Regions from separate parts of the Mus musculus genome. Here region 2 is linked to region 1. The links are chromatin loops, found by intact Hi-C in ENCODE. Cell type or tissue: left cerebral cortex. All regions are shown on one strand.

Region 1 (8,000 bases):
TGACAATGTATCTTGCCTTCACTCCACCTCTATTTCTGTAGAAACTAGTTGTGTAGCAGGCATTTGCTCCAAATTTCAACCACTCTGTCCAGCTAACAACTTCCCAGCTAAGGAACATCTTCATAAAATACATGTTCTTTACACATGCCTTTTTCTTGTGGTTGTATAGATTTAAGCACCAGCCACTGTCACCTCCAAGCTGGAACAGAGGTAGCTTTTTGGCTTGCAGTATTTATGAGAACATTCTATTGTGCCCAGGACTGTCCATTGAGATTTTTCTGCAGATGTGAAGGCATAGAAAGGGACACTCCCAGATTTGGATAACCATAGCCACCTATAAGCCCCCAGCCCCCAGAGGAACTAATTGGTAGCTTCTGATTTTGAGAACAAAACATGCTGAATTCAGTTAAGCCCCTGGAAGACCAGCAGCTCAGATCCTTTATTTTACAGGAAAGTGTTTGGATTATAAAAGAGACTGGCCAAGGTCACCAGCTCTTAATGGTGCAACAATATAAACAGGGGCTCATCTCTGGCCTTTACTAAATGAATATTTGCAATTGGATAAACTAAAGCTGAGAATACTAAATAAACTTAATACATGAAAAGAAGATTATTACATATTGTTTACAGTATGATATGGTAATTTGCACATGATATTGATATCAAATTATAAGATCTACAGCAGGTTCAATACAGCAACATTAAAGTTATTCAGGCTGCCAGTAGAGCTTGTAATTTAATTTCTAGATCTGTACAAAGCAGCTACAGGACCTATAGTGATCTGTACATATCCTTTGATGACAAAGTCACAGGTGTTTCTGATACTCCTTGTTCTGCTTCCTACATTTTCAACTATAGGAAATGTCAAAATTCCACTAGTAGTTAAAATAAGGATGGAATAAAGAAAGGTTAGTGTGGAGAAATAATCTGCTTTTAGTGTGTGCTCTGGGACATCAGTTTAGGACCTCTGTGCTACAACCTGCCTATGACAGTGATGACAGTGCTGTGTCTAAATGGCCTCCTTGGAGACTTGGAACGTAGACATGAAGACGATAACGCTCCTTTTTCAAGGTTGTTGTGTGAGCTTACAATATTGGCGCGAAAAAAAACAGCGTTCACCATCCGGGGATTTTTACTTCTCTGCCTTTGCTGGGGAAAATTCAAATCTCAAAAAAGGGCGGACCCATAAAGATGTTGTACGCCTGCGCAAAGGTGGGGCGAGAAGCCCTGGGAAGAAGGCGGGGCGGGTGACGCGAGTGGCGCAGACTGCTCCCGCGCTGGCTTTGCTCCGGTGCCGGTAGCCTCCCAGGGCCGCTGGCTGCGGGTAGCCTGGTGCGCTGCAATTCAGAGCGCGTGGCCGAGTCCTTCGGGAGGCGCGGGCGGATGTGGAGACGCCTCGGGGTGTTGCTGGCGCTCCTGGGAGCGGGCAGCAGCTCCGCCCCTGTGAGCTCATGGCGTCACCTTCCGCTCTGGCCCCGCCTGCAGCTACCCGCTGTAGCTGGGTTCTAAGTGTCGCAGAGTGTTCGGAGCGGGAAAAGAGATGCTTCTCAGCAAAGGGTGCAATCGCAGTATTCTTTGCCACCCTTAACTACCATGTGTCATGCCGCCACTGCTAGTTAAAGGCCATTTCTCTGGTTTGTGTCCCATCAGCGACCTGGGAGACAGTTCCCAGGGGGCGTGGCCAAGCGACTGAACGGAGTTAGATTTTCATCCGGGCATCCCTAGATGCCGCGGCCATCTTTGTTTTGTGCTGAAACTCGCTATTGACGCCCGCAGACGACCGGGCGTGGGGAAGTGGCAAGATGGCGACTCCCAGAGTGGAGGCGTGGAAGAGCCCTGGTGGGGGGGAGTGCAGGGCGGGGCACTACTGCACCTGACCTGAACTCTACTGTCTCTAGCTTACTGCACAGAGCACCAACTCGCCCGCAAATAGACAACGCACTGGTTTTTAAAGAAGCTTTTAATTCTTTATGAGCTTTGGGTCCTTTAAGAGGCTTGAGACCAGAGTCAAAGACGTGCGAAGGCGGGGAGGAGGGGGAAAGGTGACGTCTTCTGACCCCGCCCCCTCGCCCGATAGCCGCCATGTTTAGTTGTTACTTCTTCACACAAGATGGCGGCTCCCAGGGAGGAGGCATGATCGCCCTGCCGTTACCGCTTCTTCTGCCGTACAATTGTCACTTCGGGTCTTAACTCCTGCTCTTTCGAGCGGCTCCTGTGGGAAGGAGTCTTAAGGAGGGAAGCGAGGATTGGACGCTGCCTTGCGTTTGGTTTGCTGTGGAAGAACTGTCCAGGAAGAAGAGGATAGGTGGGGTGGGGGGGGGAAGAGAAGCTAGTCTCAAGATGGCGGCTCCCAGGGCGGCCGCCACAGCCTGAATAGCAGAGGCGGACTCAAGGGAGAGGTGCAAAACCTCTCGAGCCATACGGGTCGGGGCTTCGAGCAGCAACTGAGAGTTGGAGCCCGTTCCGCCAGCCTCTGACACGCCTTTATTACTTAGGAACGTTGGGGTTCTGCGATCGGTGGTTGTACTAAGTGCTGGGTGGGGAAGCAGGACGGTTTCAAGATGGCGGCTTCCACAATTGTGGTCTGACTGTCGGCGAAGTTGAGACAACCGCGGCATTTGTGGCTCTTTTCCACCCGCCCCGGAAGCCAGCCAGTGCTGGGGACGGGGGGTGTGGGAACCGGGCCGGGGCTCCGCCATTTCCGGCGGGGGAGGGCTACGACTGAGGAAGGGAGGAGAGAGAGGCGGCTCAAGATGGCGGCTCCCAGAGCCTCCTGCTCGAGGTTCTAAGCGGGAACACCCAGGCAAATAGTTAGAGCGACGGCGCTCAGTGGCCTCCAGCTTCTCGGGAATAGGTGCTCTGCAGTTCTGAGAAGCTTTTAAGGATACGAGCTGAGTGAGAAGGGGGGGAAGAGCCAAAGGAAGGAGGATAGTTAAGATGGCGGCCTCCATGGAGTCGTCCACCGCTGTGTAAGGAGCCGCTTCTTCGTGAGAGCTGCCTTAGACGAAAGGGGGTGTGTGAAGAATTAAGGGTATCCTCCCATTCAGTGACCTCTTCCCACTGCATCCTTAACCGGAACTATGGCTTCGGCTGTGTCTCCCGCAAACTTGCCAGCGGTGCTTCTGCAGCCCCGCTGGAAACGGGTGGTGGGCTGGTCGGGTCCCGTGCCCCGACCCCGCCACGGCCACCGTGCAGTGGCTATCAAGGAGCTTATAGTGGTGTTTGGCGGCGGCAACGAGGGGATAGTGGACGAACTACACGTGTACAACACTGGTAAGTGCTACCGCCCTGGGTTTCTCAAAGTCTTCCCTCCATCTCTCTCCTAACCCTTCTTTTCCCTATCTTCTCTTTTCCTATCTCACTCCCCTGATGTGTTTTCCTTCTCTCTTTGCACTTATTGCCATCTTTGCTTTCTCCCTGATTTTTCAACCCCCGTTCTTACACCCCCGTACTCTTCTGTGTTTAAAGGTTGCATTTCGGTACTTAGAGAAACCCTCTACTCCGACTGGTGAGGGGGAGGGGATGTCGCGGGCGACAGTGACTTCAGACGTACACCGTTACCCAGTGGGCTGGGGCTGGCGCGGCAGCGGATGTGTTCTCTTGGCGCAGGCGGAATCCTCCCCCCTCCTGCGATAGTCCTCATCTCCAGCGCCCATGCTCGTTCGGGAGAAAAGATAATATTTAGATCACAGATCCGTTCTCTACACCCAGAAAAAAAGAGGGAAGCATTCTTTAAGGTGCAGGCTTTTAACAGACTAATGAGACCCTCGTGGCAAATACGAATGGCATGATGACTATACTGCCCCCCCCTACACACACATGGGGGTATTGTACCAGTTGTGAATTTTTGTAGTTTTTTTTTCCTTCAAATTATTTCTTTTCCTAATCTGGTGCCTTAACAATTGAGTTCCCCCACCCCGCCCCCCATAGCAGACTGGAGGGCTCAGTGTGTCTTTTGTGTGTGTGTGTGTGTGTGTGTGTGTGTGTGTGTGTGTGAGAGAGAGAGAGAGAGAGAGAGAGAGAGAGAGAGAGAGAGAGATTGAAGGGGTTAACTAGTGCCTCCTTCCCCAAACCCAAGCCCTTGCAAATTGGGAGGAGCCTATCTGCAGGTATAGCTGATCTAAAGCCTGGCCTCTGTCCCCTCCCTTATGGGAGCCACATGTTGTTCCTTGCTTGCTTCCCTTGCTCTGTCTTTAGGGCAGAAAGCTTTGAGTCCTTCTCTGGTAGCCTCTTGGCACTTTCTGCACATGTAGTACGGGGGATTGGCCTGAGTCGCCGGTTGACTGCCCAAGAGCCTTCAGGACCTTTTCCTTGCCCTAAGGGAAAAGAAGTGCTGGGGCTTGCCAAAGCTGAAAGTATGTGCCAGTTGTGTCCAGGTGAGAGCCAGCCCCCTTGCCTCTGGTAGACTAGAAGCTTCCCTCTGCTGCAGTAGGTGCAGCCTGCAGTGCTTCCTCCCTTGCCAGCTCCTTAGCCTCTTCCGTGCACCCTCATCCTTTCTGGGCCCCTGCGGTCCCAGGCACCTCCTCTTCATTTGAGGGCAGGACCAAGTGTGAAGCAATTGACCCCACCCTCCATCTCACACACTCCACACTGAGGAGGCAGAAAGTAGGCAGGAGATCGTGGTCTGGGGTAGTTCATGGAACAAGAATTGGAGCCAGACTCTCCTGGCAGCTTCTCAGCACCTCCCCTGCCAGGCTGAGTATACAGGCCTGCCTCTGCACCTCTGAACTATTCCCCCTCCCAAGTTGACTCTGAAAGACTGGTGGGTTCAACCCTCTTGAGTTCCTTGTCTCTCCACACCTGTTGCCTGCAGGGAGCTGGGCTTTTCTCAGGGCCTCTGCAGAAAGGGGGGTGGGAAGGTTGGTGATGCTTATGTCAGCCCAGGCAGCTGTGGTGGCAGAAATTAGCCCAGTAAGGTAAGGCTAAGGGCAGGGGTACAACTTGTGTAGTAGTAGAGCTGTTTTTAGAGATGTCTTCCACAGGAGCAGCAGCAACACCTTCTCCATTTCCTGGACCACCTTTCTTCTACTAAGGCCCGGAGCAGACTTTCTGGCAGGGAAATACAATTTTAGAAAGTAGGGCAGGGGCCTAATTACAGTCAGCTCCAAAGTCCATTGCAGGCCTATGTCTTAGCTTCCTGGGACCTCTACATATTCATTAGTTTACTGAAAACAATTGACCACTTTGGTGTTAATTTGTTACCATTTTGCAGAGGTTGGATGTTAGAAGGTAACCAGGTTTCTAAAAAGTCAAGTTCCCTTACAACAAAGGCCTAGAATCCTCCAAAACAAAGTTTTCAAATTGTTCTGATCAAGTTTTAGGTGGCTTGAGAGAGCAACTAGCAGACCCTGCTATACCCTCTTCTTCACCTTAATAGGTGTACCCCTTGTGTTGATGGTGACAGGGTCTCGTGTATTTGGCAGGCTCAGAGTTCTAACAGTTCTTGTGCTATTCTGGCTGCCCATCCTTCATTACAACTGCCTCTTTTGCTTACCTTCGTTTTGTTTTCAAAGAGGCCTAAGTTCATAATCTGTTCATGCCTCTGCCTATAGCCCTTTGCTTTTGTGGGATCAGTACTTACCCCTTTAAAGAGTATGCTCTTCTAGAAACTCCTCTTTTCCTCTTTGAAAGAGGAAAGAGATTCAGGGTGTGTGTGCACTTGGCTGTATTGGTCAGCTCTTCAGTTTGCAAGGGGTGGAGTATAATTCACCCAGGGGTTACCCAATGGAATTACTGGGTTTGTGTGTGCTAGAGAGTGCATGCATACATGACTTTGCCCCTTTAGAGGCAGTCACCATGGGGGCTGAGAGACCCTTCACTGGCTTTTGGTAGGTCTTGGGGTTGCAACTGCCTGTGAAGGAATTTTATTTCCATGAGGCAATTCAGATTACTCAAGAGGCCTCAAGCTCGAGGATCCATACAGGCTGAGGTGAAATGTGCTGTGTTGAAGCTGGGTGTGTATGGTCCCTCTTCCAGGCTGTTTTTGCCTTGGTGGATATTGGAAGTAACCACCCCCACCCCCCAGGGTTGGGTGTGGATCAGAGCCTTGAGCAAGTTCTGTACCACTGAGCCACATCTCCAATCCCTCCATAGACTGGAGGGGGGGGGCGGTTTACAAAATATCTAATGGGACTTCCTACTTATAAGGAAATTGGAGTCTAAGAGGGGAAGTGACAAGTCCAAACTAGGACACTGCACTGGCTACTAGTAGAAGTGGGCCAGAGTGTGAACCTTAATAGACTTAGAAACACATCCATTTACCTCTGTCCATATACCTAAATTTTATTAATTCAAATGGGTATCACATCTGTTCCCCTGTCTATTTCAGGCCCTCCTTAACAGGCTCACTTCCTTATTGGTTAGTTTTGCTGATTAGGAAATAGCCTACTTACTCTTCAAAGCTCTGTCTTAAATGTTTTCTACTCAGAGAAACCTCCTTCAGTTATGTCCTTTGTCACCCTTGCTCTGCTCCCAAGGGTTGGGCATGGTTCCAGGCTCTTTCAGCTTTTCTTCCTATCAGTGGAGAGGTTCACAGCCTACCTACCAGATGGGAAATAGGAGGTCTGGGCCTTCTTTGTGCCTTCCAGCATGGGGCCTGCCTCATCGGAAATGATTTTGGTATAACCAATCACACTGAAAGGAAAATAATTTCTTGAACTGCACCGTGTTCTTTGCTTCATGGGTGTTATCAGTCTATATGGTGATGGGGAGACAAGCTACAAATGACGTTGGACTGAAGAAAGGGAAGGTAAAAAAGTATCTTGAGCTGGAGCCTGAAGACAGGTGGACTCCTTTCCTCAAATTCCCCTCTTCTGATGAGGGTCAGGCTAGAGGGCCAGGGACATGCCTAGGTATATCAACAATGAGGGACCCAAGGATTGGGTTACATGATACCCCACTGGGTGTTTGAGGGCAAGGGAGAGCAGCTGTTAGATTTACAAGGTAGACAGAGAAATTCACATACTTCCACACTTGTAGGGCGTAAAATGGGGATTTGTAGGTGAGATGAGATGGTATGTTATCTCCATACCAAGAGTTTTACTCCCTAACAGACTCTTGATGGAAGTTGGGAAGGGCTGCTTCTGCCTTACCAGAAGAAGAGACATTCTAGAGCCAGATTAGGTCCTCTTAGGTCTCAATAGGAGAAGCTGCTAATCTGGGAGGCTCAAGAACATCATAGTTAACTTCTGGCCTGGTCGTTTGGGTCAGAGGATCAGCATGATAGGAAAGCTGTGGGCAAGCTAATCCCATTTGCCATTTAACTTTTACTCAAGACTCCCTACCTGTTGCTTTAACACAAGGGTTTTTAGCTGAGTGAGGGACTGCCCATATATGTGACAGATAATGAATCAGTGGATTTTATTCTGAATTCAGGTGAGTTTCCCTTCGTGTGTGTGTGTGTGTGTGTGTGTGTGTGTGTGTGTGTGTGTGTGTGTTTTGAAACAGGGTCTTTTATAACCCAGGCTCACCTTCAACTCCTGATCTTCCTGCTTCCACCTTTCAAGGCCTAGGATTACAGGTAACTGGGGACTGGATTGAGGCTGCCTCAGAGGTTTCCTGTTAGCTTTTCTTTTGTAATTTGGATGAAACTCCTTCCATGGATTATTTACTTGTGCAAAGTTGATTTACCTCAGTATTGGAAGCTCCTACATTTCTTGATTCATGTTTACACTAGGAGTAAGGACATAGGTCAAGAGCCAACGTTTGGATGTGTGGGCACATGCGTGCATGCATGTCCACAAGCAGTACAAGCTGCATCACTCCAGCAGAAAAATGGCAGAGAGGATGGGGACTATAGTATTGTCTTTAGTGACTCAGCTAAACCACTGAGGAGTCTTAAGAGCTAGCTGGTTGTTCCAGGTGCACCTGGGGAGACCCTCCTCCCTAAAGCAAGGCAGGGCACAGTTGTTGCCTATATGGCCTTAGAGTTGAGAAACAGGATTTTACAAATGGTGTCTGAGGAGAGAACTTTGTCCTCGAATGCATCTAAATAAAGGGAG
Region 2 (8,000 bases), 100 kb before region 1:
TTTAGATGGTGTGTTTATTATCCCATGCAGCAATAAACTTTTAAAAAATTATGTCGGGTTTGGTCAGTACTTGGGACCCCATCATAAATAAATAATTAAATGACCAGTCACTTTGAAAAATACCTCAAGAAAACTTTAGAATCACTGGGTAAAGTGCTTCATTCATATATATATATATATATATATATATATATATATATATATATATATATATATATATATACACACATACATACATACACACACACACACACACACATACATACATACATACATACATACATATACACACATGAGAATCTGAGTTCTGATCGCCAACAAACAGATATGGCAGAGATGAAAGCAATAGGATCCCAGGGGCCCTCTGACTAGCTAGTCTAGTCAGTCTGTGAGGTTCAAGTTTGGTGAGAGACACTTTCTCAAAATAAGGTGGAGGATACTGAATAGAACACTCAGTGGTTAAGAGTGCTTTCTACTCTTGCAGAGGGCTTGGTTCAGTTCCCAGCATCTATAGCAGCTCACAACCAACTGTGGCTCTAGAACCAAGATATCTGTCACCTTCTTCTGGCCTCCTTGGCCACCTGCATATTCATGATACATGTACATACAGACATGCACATAAAATAGTCCCTTAAAATAATAAAAAAATAAGCTGGGACGCAATAGAGGAAGACACTACCTGCTAACCTCTCACTTCTGTATGGCATGGGTATACACATAAATAAGTAAAACTTGTAAAATAAGTTATCAATGGGCCAGAAAGATGGTTTAGCAGTTACAAGAGCACCCATATCTCTTATTAGAGGACCCAAGTTTGAACCCCAGAACCCATGTTAGGTAGCTCACAACAACTTGTAACTCTAGCTCCAGAGAGATCCAACATCTCTAGCGTCCATGAGTGTTTTCACTCTATACCACTTAAAAATAAATCTTTTTTTAAAACTTAAGGTATCTGTTGTGGTTTGGTCTGTTATTGTATATTGTAATGCTAAATGTGGGCTCCCAAGACCTGGTTGTCCCAGAGATAAGAGACCCAAGTGATGCTATGTGACCTTGCCCCCAAGTTATTTCTGATTTGTGAATAGAGATGCCTATAGCCTATAGCTGGGCAGAATTGAGATAGACAGGGCTTGGTGTTCCTGGCCTTGTGGGTCAGAGCAGACCACAAGGAGAGAGAGAAGAAGGTGGAGAGAGGAGAAAGACACCATGAGTTAGGAGTCAAGAAAGCATACCCATGAGAGTTGGCCAATTGGAGTTAAGAACAGCACAGATGAAACATAGTAAACATAATAACTCAGAGTTATCTATAGGAAAATAAATTCTAACAACATAGAGGGTAGACAGCTGCCCAACTCTAGTGCAGATTAAAACTTATTGTAAATCATAAAAGTTATGTGTCTTTTATCTGGGAACTAAATGATCAAAGGCAGGATAGAAGCCCTAGATTGATATTAGATATTTCTACAATTGGTATTAGTACCCAACTAAGCAGTTATATAGGGAAAAGCACAGGTATACGAAAAAGACAAAGGAACTGGAGAGATGGCTCAGCAGTTAAATAGCACATACTACTCTTGCAGAGTGCCTGGGTATGGTTCCCAGCATCCATGTTAGGTGGGTCACCAACTACCTTTAAATCAATCTCCAGAGGGCTCCAAATGCTTTCTTCTTTCTTCTATGGATACTCATACTCACATGTGTGTATTAATTACTTCTATCCCCTACTTCATAATTATAATTTAAAAATAAATATTTTTTGGTTTTTATTTTTACAAAATGAAATTTAAAGCTTCATCTTTTTATTTTGAGATAGTGCCTCACTGTGTTGAAGTAGAAACTTAAGGTTTCTTTGGAAAGTCAGTTGTTTTGGATGATGTTTTACTGGGGCAATCACATGAAGGAACATTTTGTTGAAATGGACGCAGAAGAAAGGATGTTTTGCTAAAGCAAGCACATGAAAGGACATGTGATGAAGGATTCTTTGCAAACGACACACATGTATTGGTCCACCTTACGTTACACAGTTGAGCTGCATTTGTTGGAACTCCATAGAGAGAACCGCACCAAAACCTTCTGATGATGTGCTACAGTGTCTTGCTACTTCCACAGACTCAGAATGATTGGCAGAGTGGTGTCAGCCGAGACAGATGCATGTGCTGAGGCAAGACATGTGAAGGATACGTGATGTGTGGAGGGTATAAATAGGACTCTACGGACAGTGATGGAGCCCGAGCTTGGCTTGCTTACAGACAGAGCTACTTGTGCCACACTTGTTGGTCTCACATCTTCGCTGAGAGGCACAGCTGAGAACTTCTCCTGGCGTCCCTCCAGGTCCCTCCTGCTGACTTATGCCAAGGCTGAGGCCGGGCTTTCTCTGCTAGGTGAATCGTTTTTGCTATCCTGCGTTGTGTACAAGTACATTTACCTGCTGAGCCACCTCAGCAATCCAAAAATCTGTTTTGAGTACTTAATGCCACATCAATGACTTAATATTTAATAGCCTAAAAGTTTATATTAATAGCCTATGCCATTGACATTTTAGGTGGATTTTTGTTGTTTTTCCTTTCTTTCTTTGAAACATCTCAATGTGTTGCACAGGCTGACCTCAAACTTGCAATCTTTCTGCCTCCGTCTCTTGAGTTCTGATCACAAGTGCTATTGGCATTTTAAACTTTCTTCTAGTTTTCCTTTTCCTTCCTGCATACATAACATTTTAGGGAGTGAGCTCATCTAACATGTAATCTGCCTTTTTTCCTTAACATACCTCTGCACAGCAGTAAAATAGATGGCGTGAACTCTTTCCACTAAAATAAAGAGAAGCTCAACTGCATTTCTTACTCTAAAAATAATAGTGTATTTGAACTTGTGGTCCTCCTGCCTCCAAAAATAAAAATAATATGCACTTGATAGAAAAGGTTTCATAAAATATAGAAAGAGGAAAAGTAGATATTGTCCATAAATTTGCCATAGATTGGTAGCTAACAGCTGAATAAGATTTTTATAGTACTATTTTTGGTCCCCACATATCATTTCAATGTCATTTTATAACTTGTCAAGACTGTGCCATCAGTAAGTGACATTTCTATTGTTTCTGCCTTTTCATTACTCTGAAATGATGATGTATCAGCAAGCCAGTGGAACCACCTCTACCTGTACCCAAACCTTCCGAAGTCTCAAATGTAATGAGTTCTTTAGATATACTTGAGTTGCCCATTAAACTTAAAGTCCTAAACATAATTCTTAACTTCCTCTTTAACCTTGTTCCATCTGCTCTTTACTCCATTTTAGGAAATAATACCAATATCTAACCAGTTAATCCAGATTCAAAGAGTCAGTCTTGATTCTGCTCTTTCTTTCACCATCTTTTAATAGCACTTCATATGAGTCAAGCTGCTTCTCATCATTTCCACTGCCAAGATCTCAGTCCAAGCCACGAATCGCCTCTCAGATGGATACAGCAGTTCTTTGGATGACATGTCAAACAGCATCCTCATTGACATCCTTATAAACCTAGGTCTCTTGGTTATACTGACACTTATTTTTTACATAATGAACTTTTTGCATATTCCATGCTGAAGCATATGCAGTACATTAAGTTACTATCATTCATTCATCTGACAATGGAGTGAAATGTCTATAGTGGCCCAAGCACTGATTTTAGGCAATAAGATTTTTATAGTACTATTTTATAGTACTATTTTATTTTATGGATAGGATCACCATGCTAGGTTTTTGTCTTTCTGAGTCTGGCTTATTTTAGGTCTCATATAAGTGACCTCCTTTTGTTTTTCCTTCCCTAGATTTTTAGAATATTCTCTTTATCCTCTGTGTTCTGAAATTTAAAGGGACTGTGTCTTTCATTTCATTGTTCTAGAGATTGCTCAGTCAGAATAGTTTTGTCTATTGTTGTCTTTTTAAAATCTTAACTTCTTGGGCCAGACAGATGGATGGCTTAGTAGTTGAGAGCACTTGTTGCTCTTGTAGAGGGCCCAGGTTCTATTCCCAGCACCCGCAGCTGTCTGTAACTCCAGTTCCAGGAAGATCTAATGTCCTCTGCTGTCCTCCATGAGCACTGAATACATGGGGCACAATTACTTGGAGGCAGGACAGTCCTGCACATAAAATAAAAAAAAAGAGATATATATTCTGTTCTTTTCTTTTTAATTTTGGAACCTTGGGTTGCTCCTGTATCAACTTTTCTGGAACTCTCTTTGTAGGCTTGGCTAGCCTGGAATTCAGAGATCTGCCTACCTCTTCCTCCCTGGGTGCTGGGATTTAAAGGTGTGTGCCACCACCACCTGACTTCTCAATATTTTTTTAATTTCCATTTATTGGAGTATGTACAATTTTTCTGTTGTAACCAACAAATAATCTACATGGTTTAAGCACCATACAAATATCTTTGTTTCTAACAGGTATTCACTTGATGACTTTAGCATTCATTCATAATTCTTACCTGAATCCATTATTTTACTATGTGCTGCAAAATTATGGTTTATCTAATTCTGTCATCTCCCAGTTGCCATCCCTCTGTAAAGAATTATCCGTAAGGAGGAACTATTTCTCCCCCAAAAGGTACAGATTTTTACTGGATTGATTACTAAATTTCAAAGTAGAATTAGTGATTATTAGTGACAACATATTTGTTGATACGTTTTTCATGTTGATGGACTCCTGAAGTTTTATTTATTAGAAATTTTAGAATTCAGCCAGTCTATGGTGACACATCTTTAATCCCAGCACACAAGAGGCAAAGGCAGGTGGATCTCTGAGTTTGAGTCCAGGCCAAAACTATACAGAGAACTTGTCTCAAAAAAAAAAATTAGGCCGGACGTGGTGGTGCATGCCTTTAATCCCAGCACTCGGGAGGCAGAGGCAGGCGGATTTCTGAGTTCGAGGCCAGCCTGGTCTACAGAGTGAGTTCCAGAACAGCCAGGGCTATACAGAGAAACCCTGTCTCAAAAAACCAAAAAAAAAAAAATAGAAATTTTAGAATTCAGCTACAGTCATTGTTTTGTCATCAAATCATTCTGAATTTGGACATTGAAGAAGCTCTTTATATTGATGCCTGTGCTCTCTTGTCACACTCTTATTAACTAGTCTTTGAGCAGTTCTCTTGTTTTCTAACACCAAATATTGCATCCCAACATGTGCTTTTTTGGTCCCAGAATTGACTGCAAGAATCGCTGGTTCATTATAGTGGTAAATGGTATTTAGATCCCCAAGTGTGTATGCCAGATGTGATTTATTTTTACTGGGTTAACAGCACATCTAGACCCTTTGGGTGAGCAAAGCTGGGAAAATTATTTAATTTTTTTAAAAAAATCATGATTGTATAACGAAATCAAAGAAGATATGACTGAATGTCACGTTGATAAGAGGTGGACTTGTGGTTGTCAACTTGACTACATCTGTGATTAAGCAGCTGGGCATAACTGTGAGAGATTTTTTTCAAAGACAGTTTTTAGCTTTCAGTAGTCTTTAACTTATGCCCATATTTTTTTTCTTCACTGAAAATGTTGATTTCTAACAATGCTAATATTCACACTTACTGGCTTTGTTTTGTAATATGTATAAAATAATTACAAGGGACAGAAGAGATGGCTCAGTGATGAAGAGTACTTACTGCTCTTGCAGAAGACCTAATTCTGTTCCTAGCATCCACAAGGTGGCTCACAACTATCTGTAACTCCAGTTTCAGTGGATCCAAATCCACCCCTGCCAGCTTCAAGTACTCATGTGATAGATGCATAGACAGACATGTAAAACATTCATATATAAAATAAAAATATAAAATTATAAAACTAATAGCAGTATTAACAAAAGTTGATGCATCAGGTTTTTTTTTTTTTCTGTTAGAAATCTTACTACCGATGTAAAGTCAGGATATATGCATAAAAATTACCTGCTATACCTGCCTGGCCTGTGGTGATACAGGCCTTTAATCCCAAAACTCGAGACACAGAGGCTGAAGGATCTCTGTGAATATGTGATTACCCTGGTCTATATAGTATGCTCCAGGACTACATAGTAAGACCCTGTTTTAAAACAAATCATGTGGAGTGTTTGCTTTTGTTAATGGCAGAGTAACTCGTTTGCTCTACTTTTCTTACAAAAACTCTGATACAACATACATACATACATACATACATACATACACACACACACACATACACACACACACACACACACACACACACACACACACACACACATATATATATATATATATATATATATTAGTATGTCTTAACAGACTGTGGTCCTGCTAGTTCAGCAATGGCTGTCTACCAACAGAAGGTCCAAGAATCCAGTAGTTGTTCAGTCCATGAGACTTGATGTCTCCACTGGTCATTAGTATATGCCAGAATCTCATAGAAGTAAGTTCTAATACCAGTGAAAGAATGGACTTGCCAGCCAGAGGGGGGACGAGCAGTCAAAGAGAGTAAGCTTCCTTCTTCCATGTTCTTTATATAAGCAGCCAGCAGAAGGTGTGGCCCAGAATAAAGGTGTATCTTTCCACCTCAAAGATATGGATTAATGGTGTCTCTTTCCACTTTAAATGATAAAATTATGAAAAAAAAAACACAGTTACGCCCAGCTGCTTAATCATAGATGTAGTCAAGTTGACAACCAAGAAGATCGACCACAAGTCCACCTGTCCACCTCTTATCAATGTGACATTCAGTCATGTCTCCTTAAGTCATGCTTAATTTCCAAATGAAAACAATAACCAGGTCATAATTCTAACATAACTATCCCTTCTGCAACCCCAAATGCATTATAAATTTTTGAATAGGTGGCAATGTCCCTTGAGAGATACTCTTTTAGTATCTCAAACTTAAGTATAACCACTAATATTCTCTTAATTGATGTTGCATTACATGATAAAGAAATAAAGGAAAGAAAATGCAAATATACAAAGACATTTTAACAAAATTTGACAGAAACACTAAGGTCAGTTATAATTCTAATTTCTGGAACTGTCATGTGGCCTTATATTTATAGCTTCCTTCCTCTACTACCCATTCTGTAGTTCCTGAACCCTTGTTAAGAACTCATCAGGTCTCTCTTCTTGGAGGTGTGACCCATACCTTCATTCTTGAAGGGTCTGTACCCTTTATCATCCTGCCTGCATTAGGTGTTATACTTTGCCATTGGCTTTAAACACGGGGCACTGTAGCTCCAAGAGATGCTCTCAAGGATCTTTAGCACTTGAGACAATCTTTATTAACTCCATTGTGGAGAAACAGTCCAATCCCTCTTGGTAACCAGTCACTCTTCCTAACACTGTTAGTCCTTTCTTAGCTATTAGTTTAAGGGCATCAGAAACCCAAAATGGCCAGAGGGAAGTTTGAACTTCTAGTTTAATGAACTATTTCTTACGTCTTTAGGCAGGAGCGCTCCTGACTCAGGAACCAAAACTTCTAGGTCAGCAGAACTTAATGTCATGGGAACAAGAAGCAAAAAATTTTTCTAGTAGGCCACTAGGGGGAATAGTGAGTGGAACTATTCCTTTTACCCACCCCTTCATTTCTGTACCTGTGGATCCTGGGTATGGGAGATACCATACCATATATTGGTTGCTGACTTCCGTGCTGCTGCCACTTAGTTGGCGCTGTGACTGCATCTTCAAAAGCCATGCCATCTTTCTATCAGACCAGCTGCTTTAGGATGGTGAGAAACATGGTAAGACCAGTAGATTCCATGATCATGGGCCCACTGTTGCACTTCTCTGGCTGTGAAATGAGTTCCTTGATCAGAAGCAATACTGTATGGGATACCATGAGGATAGATAAGGCATTCTGTAAGTCCACGGATGGTGGTTTTGTCATTACGTGTAAGAAAGGCAAATCCATGACCAGAATAAGAGTATCTACTCCAGTAAGAATAAAATATTGCCCTTTCCACGGAGGAAGTGGTCCAATGTAGTTAGCCTGCCACCAGGTTGCTGGCTGGTCACCCCAAGGAATGGTGCCATACCTGGGGCTCAGTGTTGG

The links. A loop is a pair of places that touch in the nucleus more often than their neighbours do. Peaks named below come from ENCODE experiments on the same cell type or tissue, not always from the same donor. Only the 100,000 strongest peaks of a DNase experiment are listed, where the experiment ranks them.
Region 2: a loop joins it to region 1, with 3 times the contacts of the local background. A loop is called at or near these places in 3 of 42 quality-filtered maps.

The regions. Positions count from the first base shown.
Region 1 is chrX:73,961,084-73,969,083 of GRCm38, reverse strand. Hcfc1 (host cell factor C1) reads left to right here and starts at 2,727. Exons shown (of 26, transcript NM_008224.4): 1 at 2,727-3,273. The coding sequence starts at 3,081. In left cerebral cortex, no CTCF peak of the experiment used is centred here; DNase peaks (open chromatin) are centred at 2,650, 3,554, 4,350, 4,637 and 4 more places; H3K4me3 peaks cover 3,752 bases; H3K27ac peaks cover 3,206 bases.
Region 2 is chrX:74,062,357-74,070,356 of GRCm38, reverse strand. The region is part of intron 2 of Mecp2 (methyl CpG binding protein 2); the gene reads left to right. Among named protein-coding and RNA genes, the nearest start is that of Mecp2, 19 kb to the left of the region's middle. In left cerebral cortex, a CTCF peak has its summit at 7,464 (motif pointing right); DNase peaks (open chromatin) are centred at 2,272 and 3,464.